Linked DNA regions of Homo sapiens: region 2 is linked to region 1. Evidence: chromatin contacts called from ENCODE Hi-C or POLR2A ChIA-PET data. All regions are on one chromosome and are shown on one strand. The core of a region is the stretch at or near the end of the contact, and the rest is flanking DNA. Distances in the headings are between cores, read along the strand shown.

Evidence for each region. Hi-C counts contacts between places; a loop is a spot of excess contacts on that map. ChIA-PET counts read pairs that join two places held with the same protein, here RNA polymerase II (POLR2A). Pooled maps may share reads with other maps.
Region 2: a map of ascending aorta shows a loop between it and region 1 (9-fold over the local background). The contact joins two enhancer-like sites. A Hi-C loop is called at or near these places in 4 of 168 maps with a recorded cell type or tissue (aorta, ascending aorta and tibial artery) and 6 of 50 pooled maps. POLR2A ChIA-PET finds 5 or more read pairs at or near these places in 2 of 52 experiments (OCI-LY7 and SK-N-SH).

Annotation. Positions count from the first base shown.
Region 1 is chr3:40,875,076-40,881,232 of GRCh38, reverse strand. The region is part of intron 2 of LOC105377043 (a long non-coding RNA gene); the gene reads right to left. LOC124906230 (a long non-coding RNA gene) reads right to left here. Exons shown (of 3, transcript XR_007095887.1): 3 at 4,910-6,157. Among named protein-coding and RNA genes, the nearest start is that of CTNNB1, 320 kb to the left of the region's middle. Within about 2 kb of position 3,457, at least 25 of the 41 ENCODE cell types and tissues checked have a DNase peak (open chromatin) inside an H3K27ac peak, as active enhancers do; they include ascending aorta and tibial artery, where a contact is called at or near this core.
Region 2 is chr3:40,996,870-41,002,679 of GRCh38, reverse strand. No RefSeq gene overlaps it. Among named protein-coding and RNA genes, the nearest start is that of CTNNB1, 200 kb to the left of the region's middle. RefSeq lists an enhancer at 3,831-4,788. Within about 2 kb of position 2,084, at least 2 of the 41 ENCODE cell types and tissues checked have a DNase peak (open chromatin) inside an H3K27ac peak, as active enhancers do; they include ascending aorta and tibial artery, where a contact is called at or near this core.

The DNA.
Region 1 (6,157 bases), core at 2,208-4,707:
AGCTGGGCATGGTGGCATATGCCTGTAATCCCAGCTACTTGGGAGGCTGAGGCAGGAGAATTGCTGGAACCCAGGAGGTGGAGGTTGCAGTGAGCCAAGATGGCGCCATTGCACTCCAGCCTGGGCAACAGAGCAAGACTCCATTTCAAAAAAAAAAAAGAATCTGCTTATGGTGAAGATGCTGTGAACATTGTTGCAATGACAACAGGGATTCAGAATGTTTAGAATTGAGAATATTACATAAACTTAGTTGATGACGAACTGGCAGGAGTTGATAGGATTGATTCCAATTTTGAAAGAAGTTCTACTGTAGGTAAAATGTTATCAAACAGCATCACATGCTACAGATAAATCTGTTGTGAAAGGAAGAGTCAACTGATGCAGCAAACTCCCTTGCTGTCTGATTTTAAGAAATAGCCATAGCTACCCCAGCTTTCAGCAACCACCACCCTGATCAGTCAGTAGCCATCAACGCTGAGGCAAGACCCTTCACCAGCGAAAAGATTATGACTCACTGAAGTCTCAAGACAATCATGAGCACTTTTTCTCTTTTTTAGCAATAAAGCATTTTAAAATTAATGTACGTACTTTTTATTTTTATTTTATTTATTTATTTATTTTGAGATGAAGTCTTACTCTGTCACCCAGACTGGAGTGCAGTGGTACGATCTCGGCTCACTGCAACCTCCGCCTCCCAGGTTCAAGCCATTCTCCTGCCTCAGCCTCCCAAGTAGCTGGGACAACAGGTGTGCACCACCATGTTCCGCCAATTTTTTGTATTTTTAGTAGAGATGGGGTTTCACCATGTTGGCCAGGCTTATCTCAAACTGCTGACCTCAGGGGATCCACCTGCCTCGGCCTCCCAAAGTGTTGGGATTACAGGCGTGAGCCACCACGCCTAGCCCAGTATGTACTTTTTAGACATTGCTTTTGCATACCTAATAGACTGTAATATATTGGAAACATAACTTTTGTATACCCTTGGAAACAAAAAATTTTGTGTGGCTGGCTTTATTGCAATATTTGCTTTATTGCAAGGGTGTGGAACTGACCCCACAGCATCTCTGAGGTATGCCTGTATTGAAGGAGTCAGGTTCTCTGTCCCATAGAATTCCTCATATTCTGGTTTTGGCTTCTTTCTTCCTTATAATGTTGGTTAGCGTGTTCCTCTATCTCTTGAATTTCCTGTAAACTGGTAGTTAGATCTAGATGTATGATTAAATCCAGGCTTAATTATTTCTGGAAAGAACACTGCTTAGGGAATGTTGTGTTCTTGCTAATTTGAGGAGACACCTAATACTCACAGCATCTTCTTAGCTCACGTTAAATGCATACTTACTAAATGCATGCTGTTGTTTTTCTTAAATTTAACATACTTTTCTTGAATTACAATCTGGCCCCACTTGTAGCTTCTTACTATTGACTTTATGTTTTATCCCAAAACTGTCATGAACCACAGGGTACTCCAAGCAGCTGACACCTCTTGGAGATCAGCAGGTACAACACAGGAGGTTATTCCTGAAGTTCCATTTATTGTCCCTAATTATCATTATACCCAGTTGTTGATTTTTAACCTCTCAAGTACAGATGAAGTTTTGCCTGGGATAAAATAGTCCATGGTATTGGCCAGGTACTGTGTTCCATGCTAGTCCTCAGACCTCCGAGGAATCAGGCATGTTTTTACAAAGCAAAGCAATCACTTTCACAGGTCTGAGTTACTGATACTGATAAACCATTTGTAAGTTTGCATGTATTATTTAACAGAAACTCCCACGTGCATCTAAGCAAGTTTGCATAAATTGATTAAAGAATAATTCTCAGCTGCAATAATATTAATTATTGTCCTGGAGCCCCCAATGATAGTTTTAGGAATTCAATCTGAAATGCCCTCCATGCTACCAGGACTTTCATTGGTGAAATTTAGGCAGTTGCTTGAGGGCTGTGGCATCTCAAAGCAACTACAGAGAACAAGGTCATTGTGAGATTAGCCCCAGGTTCTGCTTGCCTTCTTTCTTCCTTTCTACCCAGGAGCCAGGGAGGTAATTGTCATTGGCTAGGGAAAGTTAACCCAACTACTCAAATTAAATGGATGCAATTCTCACAATCAAGGGCTTAAAATAGACATGTAGTCTCAATTGTTCTATTGTGGAGACCTGTCTTGAGAAAACATGATCCATTCACAGAGGAGGATGGGATGGCCTCTTCTAGGTCCAATTTTGAATTTCATGAAGATTCCCTTGGGAACCTGGAGCCACTAAGGAAATGGAACTATCAGGTCCTGGAAGTGAATGTTTGCCAGTCACACTGAAGTTAGAACATCTTTGTAGAAAAAATTGGTGTGATTTACTTTACTCATAGAGTCATACTTGATTTGAACCCTGGGCTTTGCTTTGGTTGAACATGCTATTATGGCTGCATAGGCAGGGGTCAACCAAGAGCAAATTTCTGGAGGAGGGCCACATTGCCACAATCAGCTGATTAAAACTCAAGTGGGTTTTCAAAGCCTCGCTCCAGGTCAGGTTATCTTTGCATCTGTTTTTCCACTACCATTAGAGGAATAACAGCAGCCTACTTTGGAGAAAAAAAAAATGATCGGAAAAACATAGTGAGAGCATTTACCAACACAGTATTCATATTTCTCTGAGCCCTGGGGCTCTGGACCACCACAGAGAAAAGTTTTGTTTAACCTTTCCATGATGGGAAAACACTCATCCCTAATGCCAGCTCTCCACCTTCCAGCCGAGTCAAACTGCAGTAGTGGGAAATTGCTAGGGAAGCCGGCTTTGCAACAGTGAACAAATGTCTTTGTGAGAGAAGAAGGCTGCTCTGAGCAGTGGCTAATGGGGCTGCTTAGTGGAATTTTTTTCCCTTTTTAACCAAACTGAGCCTTGCTCCTTTCTGGCAGGCAGACAGGCCCACTCTTCCAAGTACGCAGGAAAGTTCTGTTTTGACAAGCGCACACATTCTTTTTCAGAAAGCCACAGAGGCAAACGCCTTTGTTGCAGACAGACCAACTCCCTTCCAGCCCAGGAGGTGAAAACTCTTTCATGAGCCACATAATGGGAGCAGCAGTTGTGCTTGCTTATACAGTTCCCGAAAAGTACATAACTTCCATTATGTAGCTTCCACATACGGAATGTACTTCCTCTCGCAAACCCAAACGCTAGCAGGGCTGTTTGTCCGGCACTGGGCCTGGCAAGGAGCAGGAGGTTGGCAGGACTCATGAGGCATTTTTCTGTTGGGCTTTGGTTTCCTGGCCAGTTGAACTCAGTCCAATTATTGTCCCAAAGTTCTGCCAGATAAAACAAGGAGAGAGCTTTTCTAGATGCCTGGCCTTGGGACTAGGAGATGGGGGAGGGAAGGTGCAAGCTGAATGGGGGTGGGGTGGGGCACACCCAAGGCCAGGGCTCAGGAGTCCCCTTTCCAAGCAAGGGCTCTGACTCCGCCCTGTAGAATGTGCAGCAGCCTCCAGAGACCTTGCCCTTCGGGTGAATGCCTGGCACTCAGGCCATTCTCCCTCTGGCATGGGGCCTGATCTTAGCATCATTTGTGATGGAAAGTCAAATTTCCTGGAACATAGGGTTAGCTTTTCAGCAGACTAATCCCATTTGCAATATACTATACAGTATTCCGAGCAGAATTGGCCCTATCCAGCAGCAGTTTAGAAGGCTGCTTCCTTGAGATGGTATCAATAACAGTGCAAGATACTGCCCACTTCCAAAGTGTCTCCCTTTACTGCCCTTCCATTGCACTTGAACTTCCTACTGTTGGAACCAGTATTTAAGAGTCACTAAAGCAATGTCTTCAGAAAATTCTATTTAAGTGCATGTATTAAATTCATAATTATGCCCACATTAAGATGCATAAATACATGTGAGCAAATTACAAAATATATGTAGGCTTAACCCCTATGGGTCTAGTGGTTACTCCCCATCCCTCCTTCTTAAGGAATGGTTGCATCTTTTCGACAGAAGAGGCTGAGGATAAATGTCTGCTCTGGAATCTCCTCACATTGCCCTGGTTCCATCTTTATCTTACTTCCTTCAACAGTCCATGAAGGGGCTTTTCCCAAATCAGTATAAACAAACTCACATTGGATTGATCATTTTCTTGTGTCTGAGCTGGGTTGCTAAATACAGAAGTTGTTCAATGTCCAGTATTTAAAATATGGAGACTTTCTGTCTTGATTACAGTTCAGTAACTCTATTTCTGTTGCTCTGTTATTTTGGTACCTAAGTGTGATTGCATAAATCTGTGAAATGTTGGAAATTCAAGTGGAGCTCATTTTTTCTGAGATATAAGTGCACTCTGGTTTTGCTTTTTGAAAAATGTCTTTGAAGTTTCCCTATACAAAGTGCCTGTGTTCAGCCCTGCAGAGGTGGCGGCAGGGCGGAGGGGCTTGAGCCTCCCTGATGACAAGCAGGACAAGGAATATCATCCAGGCTGTCAGTTGCCAACAGGATTCTGATCACTCAAGGCCCTTGCCCCTGTGGTCACTTTAGGTCTTCCACTATTGAATGTCCCTCTGGTTCTAGCAATTTTTCTCTGACCACAAATTGTGGCTTTGCTAATGTTTGATGTTTACTTAATTCCATGAAGTCTAGGTCACACATATTGTCTTGTTGCCTCCCAGTTTTCTCATACCTAACCTGAAGAGTAATGGAGACCCAGGACATGGGATCAGTGCAGGGAGGAAGGCCTGGGATTCTAAGCCACTTCTATTTCTATATAAATGTGTAGAATAGGAAGTTAAAAAAAACTCATTCAGACTGGGTAACGCAGGCAGACATCACTAAAGAAGTAGCACTGAGGCTGAGGCCTGAATGAAGAGAAAGAGGCAGCCCCATGAGGAGCGGGAGAAAGAGCCTACAGGTAAAGGGAAGAGCAAAAGCGAAGGTCCTAACTTAGAAACGAGCTGGAGGCATCATACAACCAAGGCCTGGTCACTGTGTCTGCAGCTGCAAGAAAGGGGGAGAATGGCATGCATGGGACAAAGACGCTCAGAGTAAAGTGTTTGAAACTATTGGGAAAGAATCCAGAAAGCCTTGGAGGGTTTTAAACAGGGAGAATGATGCAATCCAAACTATATATTTAAAATTCCCCTCTGGCAGCCGTACAGGAAGACAAGTAAGGACCACTGCCTAAATCAAGACAAGAGACAATGGTGGGAAAGATGCTGAGAGCCCCAGGCAGATCTCAGAGACATTTTGGAAGTTTAATTGACAGGATTTGGTAATGGGCTGGATATGACCCCAGGATCCCAGGCTCTGCCTGGTCCCAGTCCACTGTCTTTACCTGAACTTTATCACCTCTTAAGGATCCTCCAGGAGCCCATAGAAGCTGAGCCAGGCATTGGCACCCAGCTCGTGAATTAATCCAGACCACTTAGCACTTGTGCACACCTGCTGTTCCTGAGTCTCAGCTTTACTGAGGCCTTGAAACCTCTCTTTCTTCCTCTATTCCCCTGGTTACCATTGTGTTCCTAGAGCTTCCATATGTCAGGCTTCACTCTGACACCTGCTCCAGGGTGATCCACAATGTGGCTCTTGCTATTCACCCTTATGGCTTTATTCTGTGGGTACAATGCATCCCCCACCCTGTCCCAGCACCTACAGGCCTAACTGGCTGGGTCTGCCCCTCACCAACCCCTTTTCCCCAATCATGTGTGGTCCTGAGATGCTGCCCAGCTTTCTAAGAATGCCTCTTTTATTGGGATATTATACTTCTAGCCATTGACTAGGGCTGCTTCTACCTGGCTATGCCTCTTAGATCCATGTCTCACTGGCCTCCTGTTTCTAAGAGTCTACCCTTCTTGAGAACTCTTGCTTGTCTCATGGCCTAGATGAGATCCTATCTGCCTGTTCCTCTTCTATGGCACCACTAACTAGAACCAAAATGAAGCTGCTATGTCCCTTTGGACTGTTGGCTTCTTCTGTCTTGGGTGGCAGACAGAGCTAATGGCAGGGAGGCCACTAGCTGGCCCTGTCTTGGCCAGACCAAAGTTCTTCCTATGTGGTGAGATCCTGGCCTGTCACTTTGCTACACCCACCCAAGTCACAACCATGAGAGCACTATGCAATGAATATGCCTAGGTAAATATGCCTATACAGGCTGATTCTTGTGCATAAACATGTATATATGTAGGTATATGTTTATT
Region 2 (5,810 bases), core at 835-3,334, 120 kb before region 1:
GCTGTTATGCGCACCTTGAAGATGCTTAGGGTTCTCCCTGTCCCATTCCCAGATGCTGTCCAACACAGCACCTGGGAAGTTAGGAAGAGAATGACAGTCAGCTGACCATGGAATTGGTCCCCAGAGGTTGAGCAAGGAAGTGACCAGTGGCTGGTCCCACCACCTATTCTTGGGGTTGGGCCAGGCTGAGCTGGTGTTGGGTTCAGTTGTGAACCAGAATTTGTTGCAGCAGGAGCTGGGGAGCTCAGCTTTTAATTTGAATCAGTGAGAGGGTTGGACTGATTGATGTCGAGGAAGTAGAGCTTGGAGAGTGGGGCAGACACCCAGGTGTGCCGGTCCTTTCATCTTCACATCAAATGCTACCTGGTGAGTTACAGGGCACAGGCTGGGGGTGTGGGGGCCGAGGGGTAGGCAGCTGCTGCTCAAAAGCAGAGACAGGCCACATGGCTGAAGACAGATCCTGGCTTCCTGTCAGACAGCTGCCTGCAAATAATAACCTGCAATTTCCTGGGAGGGGCAGACAGGTAAGAGTCTCTTAGTAGATGAAAGAGCTACGACTGATAATATAGGTAATGGAATTTTAACAAATTAATTCATTTATTACTTATTCATTCATTTGTTAATTTAACAAGCCTCTGCAGCCTAGCTCCTAAAAGCACAGTCCATGCACCAGCAGCATGAGCATCACCTGGGAGAGCTTGTCAGAAATTCAGGATCTCAGACCCCACCCCAGTCCTGCAGAACTACAGTCTTCATTTAAACAAAACTCCCAGGGATTCCTTAGCCACCCAAAAGTCAGAAGGCCTGATCTACAGGATAACTGCTGCACCCACTACTGGGTAGGGCCCTACAGGGATGCTGGAAGGGTGCATCTGGCAAACATCACTCCCTCACTGGGAGGCACTTTGAGAAGAAGGGCCAGGTGCAACTTCCTGCAGGTGTTACTTTGAGAAGACACATTTCACACCTGGTTCATTTCTATCCAAAGTTCATGTAACATCTGCCTACTTCAACGAGATAGGAACACAAATGACAATAACACATAGCAGTGATGATACAGCAGGGGAGGTATGAGGGCCTTTTCTTAATGGCATTTGAAATGAAGTTGCCAGTGGCCCCAGTCCCTTCTCTTGTGGCCTCTCCCCATCCTGCTAAAATTCCCAGTGTCCTTTCATCAAAGAAAACCTATTCTTTATGGAACGAATCTACCAAGAATCACTTACACCTCTGTGCGAATTCAATCAATGAATATTTGCATTTCTATACTTTTGATACCTGTTCCAGCTGTGCCAGAGTTTACAAACTCATGGGGGAGGAATTTGTGTGCAGAAAAGTTACACTGTTCAGGCAAGCCTTGCCAGCTTAGAATGCAGGTCCTGAAAACAATGCTGTCAACACAGAAATCTAAAAAGCAGTTTACCATTTATAAAATTATTTCCTTAGGCACCAACTTTATAGATGAAAAGACTGAAGTTCAGAGAGGCTGTGACTTGCCCAAAGTCACACAACTAGTAAGTGGTTAAACTGAGATTTCAGCCTCGTCTTCAACTATAATTTTTTTGTTCTTTATACTGTTTAGGCGCTTCTATATCAGGAGAATTCTTGTCTATCCAAGAATACCAAGTCCCTCTTCTCTATTTTTCATTACTTCATGCAAAAAATATTTTGGTCGGCACCTTTTTGTGTTTAGAGTTGAGAAAAGAGGACAAGTAAAGGGGAAATATTTCTCTCTCTTCACCCATCCAATTGCTATTTTCAACCTCAAGAACCTTACAGACCAATAAAGGAGAAAAGACATACTGAGAACACTGTATCATATTCCTATTCCTCTGGTAGGGACTAAACTTGGCTTCAACATCCAATTTTTTGGCCCCATAAAGTCTGACGTCCTCCCAGTGACAAACACTAATTTTCAGAGTTACCCTCTCTTGGGGCTCTTTACTGCCAACTCCTGAATCAAGTATGCTAACAACATCTCATTCTGCGTCAGTGGACACATGGAACTAAGCCACTTTACCACAGTCCAGAAAAAATCCACTTGTGCCAAGCATTTTGTGAATTTAGATAATGTGTTGAAAGCTGAGAGTCACGGAGTGGCAATCGCCTTGTGGGTATGTGGTTGTTCTTCCTTTCCTCCGTCTATCCTGCTCACCCACTCTTCCCGACTCTGGGAAGCCACAATTCTTCCTCCTTGGGGGCAAGTCATTCAGCCATCTCCTAATCCTCAAGTTGTATAACCCAAATGTATCATAGCACTCAGAAGGAAAAAAGGACTTTCCCTCTGCCATGAGAACTTTAGATTGCAGCTGATATTTTATTTTTAAATAAATGATTTTATTAACAGGTAATGTGCACACATTAGAAGCACATCATTTGATAATTTTCCACAAAGTGAACACACCTGTGTAACCATTAGGCAGACCTAGACACAAGGCAAGAGCAGCATCCAGAGCCTCCTGTCTGAGACAGGTGGTAATTTTAATAGAAAATTCTTGCTATTATACACATGAGAGGAACATGGAAAGTGCCATGAGAAGTGAACAATATCTTGCCAGAAAATGGAGGAGACTTTGACCTGGGTAAAGGGAGCAAAGAGGGCTCCAGACTCGAACCCTGCAAGATGGATGGCATTTGGTCCAACAGAGAAGGGCTGGGTGCATGAGTGGGATGTGCCTAGTGGCAGAAATGGCTTGACTGTACAAAAGTGCATGGAGGGTTTCCACTATCAGTGAGGAGCCCAGTCTGGTCTGTGTCTGGAGGTGGGGAAGGGTGGGGTAGAGTGTTGGAGAAGCTAAGGCTGGAACCACGTTGTGAAGGATCTGGAATGGCAGTGTCAGTGTTGTCCAGTGGTTTTTGCACAATTTTAGATATATCTGCTAAGACTCAGTGTTGCAACTGACAAAAAAAAATACCAGGTTTGTTTAAGGAAAAAAAATGCTGTATTGCCTCAGACATTACTTGATCCAGGGTTCAAATGATGACTGAGACTACTTTTCCTTGCCTCCTTTTGTTATTTTAACTGTGTCCTTGGTGTTGCCACCTTTTAATGTGGGTTTCCCCAAAGCAGACCCTGAGGCAAGAATTTGACTGTGATTTGGAAGATGCAGGAGGTACCAGTGAGAGTGTGGGGAAGTGAGACAGGGAAGGGAAGATAGCCAAAAAGCGGTGCAGGATCCAGCCAGCTCTCCCTGTGGGTATCTGGAGCTTAATCCCACAGTGCAGCTCTGGGAAACCTGGTGGATTGCATGCCTCAGTGTTACCCACCTGAGGGGCGAGGCAGCTGGGGCAACAATTCCCATCAGTCGATGGTAGAGGGCCTCCCTGAGGGAGTATTAATTCCCCGGCGCTTCCAGCTGCTGGGCACTCAGGCAGTGCAGCCTTCGGAGAGTTCTGAGAAAGCCCATGGGCAAAGAGATGCAGCTGGAAGCGGCTGGCACCCTGAAGCGGAGAGAACCCGTAACAGCTGCCTGACAGCTTCAGCCTCTTCTTCACTCTTAGTAGGCTCTGCCTTTACACACACACACACACACAAACACACACAAACGGCAGCCCCATGTCTTGGGGATGGAAATAAGAGATTTTCTTTCCCAATAACTGAACAAAAAAACTGATCCTGGCTTTCATTTTATCCAAATTGGGTCACTTAAATGACTCCCTGAGGTCAGCGGGAGGTGATACTTCTAGGAAAGGATCCTCATGCAGTTAACTGACTCGGCAGAGGAGGGAGGAGAATGAGTCCACAGGGCAAAACAAGGAGTCCGGCTGGGGTGTCATGGGAGTGTCCCGTAGACAACTGGTGTGTGGTACTGAAGCCTGAAGCCTGAGGAAGAGCTTGGACTGAAAACATTTAAGTGTGTGTGTGTGTGTGTGTGTGTGTGTGTGTGTGTGTGTGTGTGTGTCTTCATTTGGGTTTCTGCAAGGTAGACCCTGAGACGAGGACTTGGGTGCCGGTTGTTTATTTGGGAGGTGATCCCAGAAAGCAGCCATGAGGGAGTGGGAAAGTGAGTCAGGGCAGGAGGAGAAACCCATTCAAGGGGCATTAATGAGCACAGTGCTCTGCGGGCAAGTGGGCTCCCTCCCGCTGGGGCCCTCTGGGAACCAGGGTAGAACATACCTCAGAATTTCTCACCAAGGTGTAGCAAACTGGAGTTTCCTTCACTATCTCCCATCCCTCATTGTCTGAGAAACTTTCTGAGGCATCTACTCTCCCATCTTTCAGACCTAAGCTGTATGTGGGCCCGGCGTGTGCCTGTGGCCGGAGAACGCCCCCAGGTCGACAGGTACGGAGGCCCAGGACGGAGAGCCTCAGCAGGTGGGCATCCACCGGCTGCAGGAGTCCTCCAGCGTGCAGCGAGGGTATGTGGCTGGGACACCGTCCTCATCTGCTGCTGTATCCTTCCTGTCCTTGGTGGAACCCCCTGGTGGGCGGGGAGGGCAGAATTCCCCCACCCCTCACTCCCGGTGCCCACCCCTTTTCATCTTTGAATTCACCATTCTCTGCTCCCAGGTAGCCCAGAGCCCCTGTCTTCTCTAACATGACTGTCTGTACCTCCACATTGGCCCCGGCTGTGCGTGTTCTAGTTAGTAAATGCAGCTCTTTGATAAACTCCCACATTACAAAGAATCCAGGAATAAAGGCTTGGGGTTGGGGTGTGTGTGTCAAATGTTACTCCAAGAATGTCCCTGGGAATGGAAATAGCAGTTATGTGGGCAGGAAAATGATTATGTGATCTGGCCTGTGTCTTTTGGTTTAATTAAATCAGTGATACTCAAGTGGCCTAGAGGGTGTTTTAGAAGGTTCTGGGGAGCCTTTTTCAAACCAGACACTTCCTCTAATGGGTCCCACTGCAGAGGTGGGGGGGTGGGGACATGGCCTCCTCTCTGCCTCCCTGGTGGAGAATCCCTGTGTGTAATTTGGGAAGTTACTGATGGGTGAACTTTGGAATGTAGACAATGTGAAGGCAGAGGGAAGGCTGAGAATTACTGGTTTGAAATACAACCCTGGATCCACAAGTGTGGCAGAGTGGGAGAAACTTGTGGAGAGAAGACATATGTTTGAATTCAGAGCTGACTAGCCACTGAGCTTCTCTGGGCCTCTGTGTCATTATCTGTAAAATGGGAATGTTAATGCAAATGGCCTGGGGTTGTTGTGGGAATTCAGTTTCTGGCATATTTGATTGCACTTTTTTTTGTTTTTGTTTTTGTTTTTTTTTTGCTGTTAACTCTGAGTGATCTTTAATGCAGAGCCCCTAATCCAGTGTGACTATGGGATAGCAATCTCCTGGTCCCTCCCTTCCACCCACATTGCTGACCTCCTGCTAGGCTGGTCAGTGTCTGCCTCACAGCACAGCTGGAGGCCCCTCTGTTGTTATCAAAAGCGTCCCTGATGCTGGGGGGTGGTTAGGGGCGTTCCTCATCACCTCATGGTCACAGGCCTTGTAGAGCCACCTCACTCTTTTTGGGCGGAAACCTTAGGAGAGCAGGAGGTGCCCCAGAGGCTGTTTCAGATGTCCCAAAGGCTAGAATGTGGATAAGGCCTGCTTGTGGGTGTTTGTCAGTAAAGACGTAGCTGAGGCTGGACTAGCATTCTTCCTTGAGCATTCTTCCTTGCAGAGAGAGGGGAGTGAGAGCCCTGAGCAGATCACCTCCTCAGAGACGCCTTTCTGACTCTCCCGCCACTCACCTAGGACAACACCTCCCTTGCTTTGAGCTCTACAGAGCACACTCTCACCAAAGAACTGCCAGTCTCTTCCATTACATGCTTTCTCCCCTTCTTATATGCCTTTAATTAATACTAAAATCATTGCCCT